2 separate regions of the Homo sapiens genome follow, and region 1 is linked to region 2. Evidence: chromatin loops called from intact Hi-C (ENCODE). Cell type or tissue: PC-3. All regions are shown on one strand. Each heading gives the region's core, and the rest is flanking DNA. Links, peaks and the distances in the headings are about the cores only. Region 1 overlaps LOC105374020 (a long non-coding RNA gene). Region 2 has its middle 770 kb from the start of ALCAM.

Region 1 (4,410 bases), core at 150-4,149, 160 kb after region 2:
TTTCTTAATCTATTTACTCTCTGCTTAAAGGGATTGTTTGTGTTCTCTACAATCTGGTCAACATTCTTTAGGGGAGGAGGGGATGTTTTAAGCAGCATCAGTTTTCTGGGTCCTCTGTTGGCTGAATCCCATAACTCCCTTGCTGTCACACACCCAGTATACATTTTCACAAAATTAGTGCAAAATATTTCTGCCAAACTTTTAAAACTCATTTCCGGAAACTCAATCTCTGTAATGTCTTTAGATAACATTGAGCAGTGTGCCAGAGATATTCTCCAGAGCCACTGAAATGGATGAGGAAGAAGCTGTACCCTTTCACTTCAAGCATTTAAAAGAATTTGCATTTTCAAATTTTTTCCCTCCACACTTCCTATAGCTGTTCACTAAGAAGATGGAAGCTAATAGTAATTCCACCTTGGTTTCTTTACACTTGAAAAATCTAATCATATCTTCTCCTTCTGCATCATTTTGAAAAGTTTTGTGTGAGTCTTGTTTAATTAAGGCGAGACCTCACAAAATTCTATTATTTCATATAATTTTATCTTCTATATTTTTTTTATGTTTGATATTCTCAGGGTTTGTTTTTGATGTGGTGATAATATTAGAATCCAATTTTGATTTTTTAGTATTTTACTCTGCTAAACCTCACAAAGTATGCTTGTTTGTTTTATATATTTTTTTAGAAAGGTGCTTGCTCACAAAGATCTACTCTCAATGAAGAGGATTTTACTTTTATTATGCTAAAGTAGGGTTTCTGGATCTCAGCAATATTTACATGTTTAACTGGATAATTCTTTGTTCAGTTAGCAGAATCTCTTCTATTCACTAGATATTTGTGGCATACCTCCAACCTCCAGCTGTGACAACCAAAAATGCCTCCAGCCATTGCCAAATTCCATTTGCATAATGCAGGGTTTCTCATCAAGGCAGTTTTGTCCTGCAGGGAACATTTCTACAATGAGGGGAGAGCCTGCTACTAGTATGCACAGGAGAATCCCTATAGTGAAGAGTTATCTTGACTAAAATGTCAACAACGTTAAAGTTGAAATCCCAGTTGGTAAATCTGTTACAGCTCTTTATTTGAAGTTAAAATAGAAGATTGACTTCTCTAGGATAAAAGCTTTCAGGAAAATCTCACTGTAGTTTAGGTGTATGGTAGAAAGTAAAACAAGTTATATTGCCCTATGATTTCAAAATCCTGTCTCTCAGCTTTCTATGTTCATGTCTATCTGTCAAATTCTTACTTGCTTCTACACTTAGCAATATTACAACTGTAATAGAATCAGGAATATTCTCTCTCACTGTAAACACCAGTTTTCACCCAAAATAAGCACTAACTGTACTTCACAGAAAGATACAGCAGTTTCCTGGGCAGTCACAGCCTTTGCAAGGCTGAATCCTCTCACTCACCTATGGAACCTTCTGGTTATATGCTGCCTTTGATGCAAATTTAACTATCCCTGTCTGTTCAGTATTCCAGAAAGTAAATGGACTCCGGACTCCTTAAGGCTGGCACTGGACAATTTTTTATCAGTGCATCCTTCTTTTTCCTTTTTTTCCCACATAGGAGGCAATGGATCTTAGAAAGGGGCTGAAAATCCTATTACATTCTGGAAGAGCAGCTGTCTCTTCACCACCCGCCTATTGCTTCATGCTTGTACTCTGATCTGCTATAGTTGCTGCCTTCTGAGAATTTATGAGCTATGAAGTCATCACGGACTTCTTAGCCAGCTCTCAACTTGTGGCTTTGCATCAAATAGTCCTTCTAATCCTGACAAGTGAAGGGAATATTTTTTTCCCCATGAGAATTCATAACTTTCTCTCGAGCTCTTCCTTTTTAAAAAATAACTTTTTCTATGCTGGCCAGAGAGCCACTACCAATTTTCATTAAGTTCCTTTTCCTTAGGCATATTTATAATGTTTCTTCTGCCCACCTTGCCTTCCAGTTTCACCTCCGTGTGTTGTATATCCTACTATTACATTATGATCTAACTATTTTTTAAGAGTAGCTCTTTCACCTCCCATTTAAATTCTTCTGACAAAGCAATCTATTAAGCCAATAGAATAAGGATTTTTTTTCTAAAAATTCTGTTATCGAAGACTTACTGAATGAATATCTGTCATTACCTCACCCTTTTTTTTCTTTTTCTTTTTGTTAGTTGAGTTTCTCAGTTACATAACCACCTCATAGCCTATATTAATGCACTTCCATCAAATTCTGTGGTTTAGGTTAAATATTTCTTGTATTTGTAATTAAGTTCATACATAAATAAGCTTCCAGATTTAGTTTCTTGTGCTGTAAAGCCTCATATGATTCTGGATTTAGCCATCTGGGTTTATACTCTTTGACACTACTTATCTGTACCCTGGTATATGTCAGGGAATTAAATCTGCTCCAAAATTTAGGTTACATGTAACTTGGTAAGTTGGGCCCAATTACAGGCTTTTACCTTAGAGAGTAAAACAAAGTAACACAAGCAGAGTCTCTGCAAAATTTCTAGCAGTCTTTTGCAATACTTAGACTTTTCTATTATAACAAGAATAATTTAAAATTATTTAAAAGTGCTGGTAAGCTACTTGATTCAAAAGATAGGATAGAACATGTGACTAGAGTAGTGATTCTTAGATATTTTTTGGCACAGGTCTTTGAAAATGTGGTAACACAAATTTTCTCTTTAGAATAAAAGAACTTCAAATTTCAAAGAGTTTGTTGACAGTGAAACTTTCCATGTTGATCTTAGTTGTCCATGCATAGAAAGTTAAGAATCTCTGTACTGACTTTAAATATCAGGAATCAGGTAGGGGTTTTCTATGCAGTCTCTGTCTTATAAACTATTTGTCCAGAAATATTTCATTATTCTCTTAAAATGCCACCAACCAAGCAAATATAATGGTAGCAATCTCCATGATTCAATCATAAAAAAAATTAACAAGCAAAAATGTACTCTAAGTTTTTCATTGCAATTTCTATGAATATGCTTCAATCTAAAGATATTATAACTAGGAACTAGGCACGAATATGGAAAACAGATAAATTTTCAAATACACTGAAAGCATAACTTTGATATTAGAATTCAAAATATACATTAACATGCAAAGAAGTGATCATAGAATAAATAGCAAAACTAAATTCAATGGACTAGATACTTGGTACTATCCACTCAGAACTAAAGGACATTGATAGAGAATTTTTTTTTTTACTTCAGCTTAGGTAAGTTGTTATATATACATATACATATACATATATATACACATTTATACATATATATATATATAGAGAGAGAGAGAGAGAAATAATGAGAGCAAGGGCAAGCAGAGAGAAAAAGAGAATGCTGTGGTTTGAATGGGTCCCCTCCAAAATTCATGTTGAAATTTAATCCCCATTGTAGTGGCATTAAGAGGTGGGGCCAGGAGATGATCAAGTCATGAAAGTAATGTCCTTCCGAATAGATTAGTGTCTTATAGGAGGCCTGGATACATTAGCTTAGGCCCTTTTGCATTTCTGCCTTTCGATGAAACACTAAGGCACAATCCTGGAAGCAAGGACTAATTTCTCACCAGATACTAAACGTGCCAGGGCCTTCATCTTGAACTTCTCAGCCTCCAGAACTGTGAGAAATAAATTTCTATTGTTTATAAGTTGCTCACTCTCAGGTATTTTGCCATAGCTGCACAAACAGACTGATACAGAGAGAGAGAAAAAAAGAGAAAGAAAAAGAGAGAGAGATACATCTGTCACATTTGCTTAAAATTTCAAAGCTCTAACACTAATTCTTCCCCATTAATTCTTTGTGATTCTATTCGTATTGGCTTATTTTTTAAATGTCACTAAATAAGTCGAGATAATACAGATTTCATTTTCTACTGCCGATAACCTTCCGTTAAGTGATTGTTCATTGACCAACAAGAAGCAGCAGCGTTGCTGAAAGTCACATATTATCCAGGTGTTTGTAGTCCTTGAAATTTGTTATCACAGTAATTGTTTTCAACACCACCTTTTTTAAAAAGGACTAACTGTTTTAACTTAATGACCCTTGTTTTGCTGCAAAATAATTCCACATTTTAAAACATATTTATATATCTGATAGTATTGATGTTACTAAATTTATGAGGTAAAGGTAAAATGGTTAGAAAAAAAATTACTTAAAGTAATCTGAGCAAAGTGGTTCATACCTGCAATCCCAATGCTTTGGGAGGCCAAGGTAGGATTGCTTAAGGCCAGGAGTTCAAGACCAGCCTGGGCAACATAGCAAGACTACATCTCTACAAAAAATAAAATAAAATTAGCCAGTTGTAGTGGTGAGTGCCTGTGTTGCTACATACTTGGGAAGCTGAGGCAGGAGGATCACTTGAGCCCAGGAACTTAAGGCTGCAGTGAGCTATGAGCTCAACACCGCACTCTAGCCTGGG
Region 2 (4,410 bases), core at 126-4,125:
AGGTGCAGCTTATGAGTAACCTGGACAGCAGCCAGAAGTTCTTGTAAGAACAGACCTAGAAGACCACACCTGTTGATTGAAAACAGTGTCTTCCAACACAAAAATATCAAGCCACATAAAATGCCATCCCTATTTTCCCATTTTCTGCATTGGCTGATTGTCATTAAATGAAGGTTAACACTAACTACAGTATGCAATTCCAAATCCTGGAGATCTCCATTGGATAGATAATGTACCAAATTTCATTTGAATAAAATCATAGCCTTCCCTGAAATGGGAAGATTCATTTTTAAATTGTCTTCCTAATGTTGTTGAAGAATGCCTTTGAATGCCATATAATATCCTTTGTAGGGCATTAAGTTAATCTATTTGCTTCCTTAGACATAAATTAGTTTGTGTAACTTTCCACAGCTAAAAGCATTATGAAAGCTCGCTAAAGGTGAAAGTCATGTCATGTGCCTAGAAGGTGAATGAAACAAGTCTCCAGTGTAATCTCTTTAGAAGAAATACACACCATCCAATGAGCAAAGCAAAGAAAGAGGCTGTAGGGAGTAGTTGTCTGGATAAAGAAGAGGAAGCTATCTAATAGGAGGCAGCAGGAAGAGAACAGGGAAAAATCTGTGCCAAGAAGTTTCAGAACAGTCTGCTGACAAGAATACTTACTGATAAACTGTTTAAATTCTGTTTAAACTATTCACCTATAAGTAAACCTCTCCTCTCCGATTTCTGTTCAATTATGTCCATTCTAGTTGTTTTTCTTTCTTTGAATTGCTATAATGACAAAACTCCTTTGTATAAAGGTTAAGATGTAAAAGAACACAATCAAATTGTCTGTCACATCTTTTAAAGTATTGTCATGTGAACTTTGTTCCTTCCCCTAACTTAGGCCAAATATTCTAGGTTTTAGATCTTATATGGGTGACCTGGATGAAAACTCACATTACTCAGGTTGTCGTTGCAGTTTAGCTTTCTCCTAGATACTCTTACGGTCCCGTCAGCCATGTTTGTCCATATCCTGAGTTTATGTTAGTGCTGGACATGAACTCTTAGTGCAACCAATATAGGAGAATTCTGGCTTCCTCACTATGTAAATAAAATGCCTTCCTCTAAAGAATTAATGATGCTGGAACAATGTTTTTGGCCAAGTATGTTATACATATTTTATGTATATAGAAATATATATATGAAAAAATTATAAAGCAATATTAATTACTTTCTCTATATTCATTTCCTCTGTATTCCATATCTAACCCCCAACTTCACATACACCAGGAATAAGATTTCAGAATGAATGAATTTGCCTTAATGTTTCTGATAGAAGGATGATATTAACTTTATTTTCTGCCTCCCCAGTGGGAAAAATAGAATAAGCTATTATTATGTACAAAGCACTGCTAAGGAAGCAGCTAGAGGCAATAAAACTTAGATTATATACCTTCTGTAATTAAATCTTTCTTCTTTTGTTTTCCTGGGCCTGTACCAGATAATTTCTTAGGTCCCATGAGCATATTTTACATATTGTCCTCTACAGTAGCCTTAAGATGAGCAGAGGCAATAAATCAGAAGTGTTTAAACCATGGAGTTATGGTAGTTTCTTAAGAAACATTTGGGAGATGCTGTTTCTATTCAAAAGCTCTTGTTAGAAGTTAATTCATTACTCTTACCAGGCTCCTATATAGCGTTTACTCCAGAATGCACGTGAGTTTCATTGTCTTCTTTGTCTTTAAGCATCTTACCCCCAGCTGGGTGCACATCTTTCCACTCCACCTCAGAACACACACTACATAAATAGCATTTGGGTTCGTTGGTAGTAAAAATCTAGATGCTTTGGGCCCCATGTGGAAGATATGTGTTGATTAGTGACAGGGATGAATGCTAGGTGCGGGTTTGTTTCTGTCTTATGAGCTAGTGTGACTCTATTTACATTCATATGTTCCTGGATTTATGGATATGTGGTAACATTGTTTTCTAAACGGACACATAATGCATTCTCATAAAAAAAGAAGAGCTCAAGAATTAGCAGAAACAAGAAATGCCCCTCTTTTTCTGTTCTTTACTCTGATAGATTAGATAGGGCTGACTTGGAGAGCATTCAAATAAATATTTTAGGGCTAATGATCAAGCTATCACAGATTTTTCAATCAGTTCAAGAAAGAGGGAACAGAATGATTTAAACTTTCCTGGTATAGAAACACAGGCATTTCTATCTGTGTAGGCCAGGCTGTTACACATCAGCATCCTCTCAGCATTTTCTTTGCGATTTAGTGGAGATTAGGCGACCTAACTCCACCTGCTGGATGACTAAGAATTACATTGCTTTGGCTTAAGAAGGTGAGCTGGCATCATGGGGTGGACAGCAACATAAAAGTTGAGAATTTTAAGAAAATTCTTAATTTCCTAAAGACAAAAAGAGCTAATAACACCTCACCTCAGAGGATGTATACAGTTTGAAGGGCATTTTAGCAATATCACAACCTCTCTTTTTGATGACCCAGAGAATTTGTGGTTCTAGGCAAGGTAGCAATGACAGAGACAGAATTGTGTGAGAGTTTGTTTTTACTAATTAATGCCAGCAATACTAAAGCAATATTGGGAACAATTCCAACACAGGTAAAAAAAAATGTTTTAAGCAAGAGTAATAAAAATCATGAGAAAAAAATGTTACCTGTTTCTCATTTCAACGTATTATAATTATTTCCCTGTGACAACACTGTGAACCCTCTGTGCTCACTATGGCAACTCAAATCACAGAAAATCACACCAATACAAACACTCACACACACCCATCCATATACACAGAAAAAGAATGACCCAATCTTTAATTCAGACCCTGAGGCCTCTGCTTATATTTTGCCTGCGAATACTCAGCCTCTTGGTATGTCCAGGGCTCACAAGTGAATATTCAAAAGTAAACAGATTGAACTAGGTATAATTTCACACTTTGGCATCAAGAGTATTGTTTATGTCTTTCACCCTGTCAAAAACCTTAAAGATCCTATATATTAGGTAAGAAAATTGTGAATAGCTAGTGACCAAAGATAAAAAAGGATACTTGTTTAAATGGGATGGTCCTATTTGATAGTAAAAGAATTAAAGGGGAAAATACTTCAATAAAAATGGATTTGATCTTAGGTCCCCAGAACATATGAAAGGAGTCCTGATGGGTTCTTTAATTCAAATCAATTAATATTAGATCCTCTCATGCTCTTATTATTTCTTATTCCTCTTGTATGTCTCTTTGACAATAATTTACCCTTTTTTGCCCTGCTTCTGACCTTTTCAGCTCACCCTTCTGTTAGTGTGTTATTTAATTTCTAATATCTATTTTTGTTAGTGTTTTATTTAATTTCTCATATTTTTTTCTAATGGGCCCCATTTTCTGAGAACAATATAACCTAAGATCATTTTTTTCAGTATAGACATTCAATATTTATTTCCAGCCACTTAAATGAAAGATCAAAATATTTCATATATATATATTTCATATATATGGACATATGTACACACATACATACATGGCAATCATATAGATCATATATATGTGTATATAGGTCATAAAGACATATGATCTGTATGATTTATAGATCATGTCATAAAGACATGTTCTATATGATTGCCATGTATGTGTGTGTATATATGTATGACATATATACACACACATATATGATCTATATTATCACAATATTTTCTACACATACACACATACATATATATGGAGGAAAGAATATATGTATATATGTCTTTACTAAAAAGCAAGAGAGCTATAAATGCTTTCATTATTTACTAATGTACACTCAGGCATTTAAAAATAATTATAAACTCTTTTGATATAATTGGGCATAATAGTTCTCACTTTTGAAAATTGAAATGAAAACTTACAAAAGAGTCTCATGAAAGGAGAAAATCACTTTATAATTTAACAGGGTTCATTTTAGTCAAATAAAATGTAATTCTTTCTCAAGCGCTGTAGGACCTTTTCTTTACTTTGCCTGTAACTTCAAGAATGTGAAGGTTCTTAACTCTGAAGTTAATAGGAGAGAATATAACAGTCATGATTTCAGAGATCATTTACAAATTACAAGTTTACTAAGTGAAATTTACCTATGTATATACAAATACATATCTGTAACTAGATATCATAATTTAAGTTACATAATTTTAAAATTTAATTATACTATTATTTGAAAAGTTAATAAGAATAATAGCAGTTAAAACATGAGCTAATGTAGGATGATGTGCCGTGGAATCTAAAAGTAAATATCTCAACAATTTGGGCAAGGGAATCTGATAATAGATTCAACTTATCCTAACATCTGGAATAAGTTTTTAACATTTATGTTAGTGAAACCACTAATAGATTCTGACAGAGTTTTCCCAGCTATATTTCTAAGCATTTATTGAAACACAGTT

What was found. Peaks named below come from ENCODE experiments on the same cell type or tissue, not always from the same donor. Only the 100,000 strongest peaks of a DNase experiment are listed, where the experiment ranks them.
Region 1: a loop joins it to region 2, with 3 times the contacts of the local background. A loop is called at or near these places in 1 of 110 quality-filtered maps.

What each region holds. Positions count from the first base shown.
Region 1 is chr3:104,434,570-104,438,979 of GRCh38, reverse strand. The region is part of intron 1 of LOC105374020 (a long non-coding RNA gene); the gene reads left to right. Among named protein-coding and RNA genes, the nearest start is that of MIR548AB, 910 kb to the right of the region's middle. In PC-3, for the core only: no CTCF peak of the experiment used is centred there; DNase peaks (open chromatin) are centred at 879 and 1,679; H3K4me3 peaks cover 2,907 bases; H3K27ac peaks cover 2,154 bases.
Region 2 is chr3:104,594,644-104,599,053 of GRCh38, reverse strand. No RefSeq gene overlaps it. Among named protein-coding and RNA genes, the nearest start is that of ALCAM, 770 kb to the left of the region's middle. In PC-3, for the core only: a CTCF peak has its summit at 2,309 (motif pointing left); DNase peaks (open chromatin) are centred at 2,293 and 2,823; H3K4me3 peaks cover 198 bases; H3K27ac peaks cover 883 bases.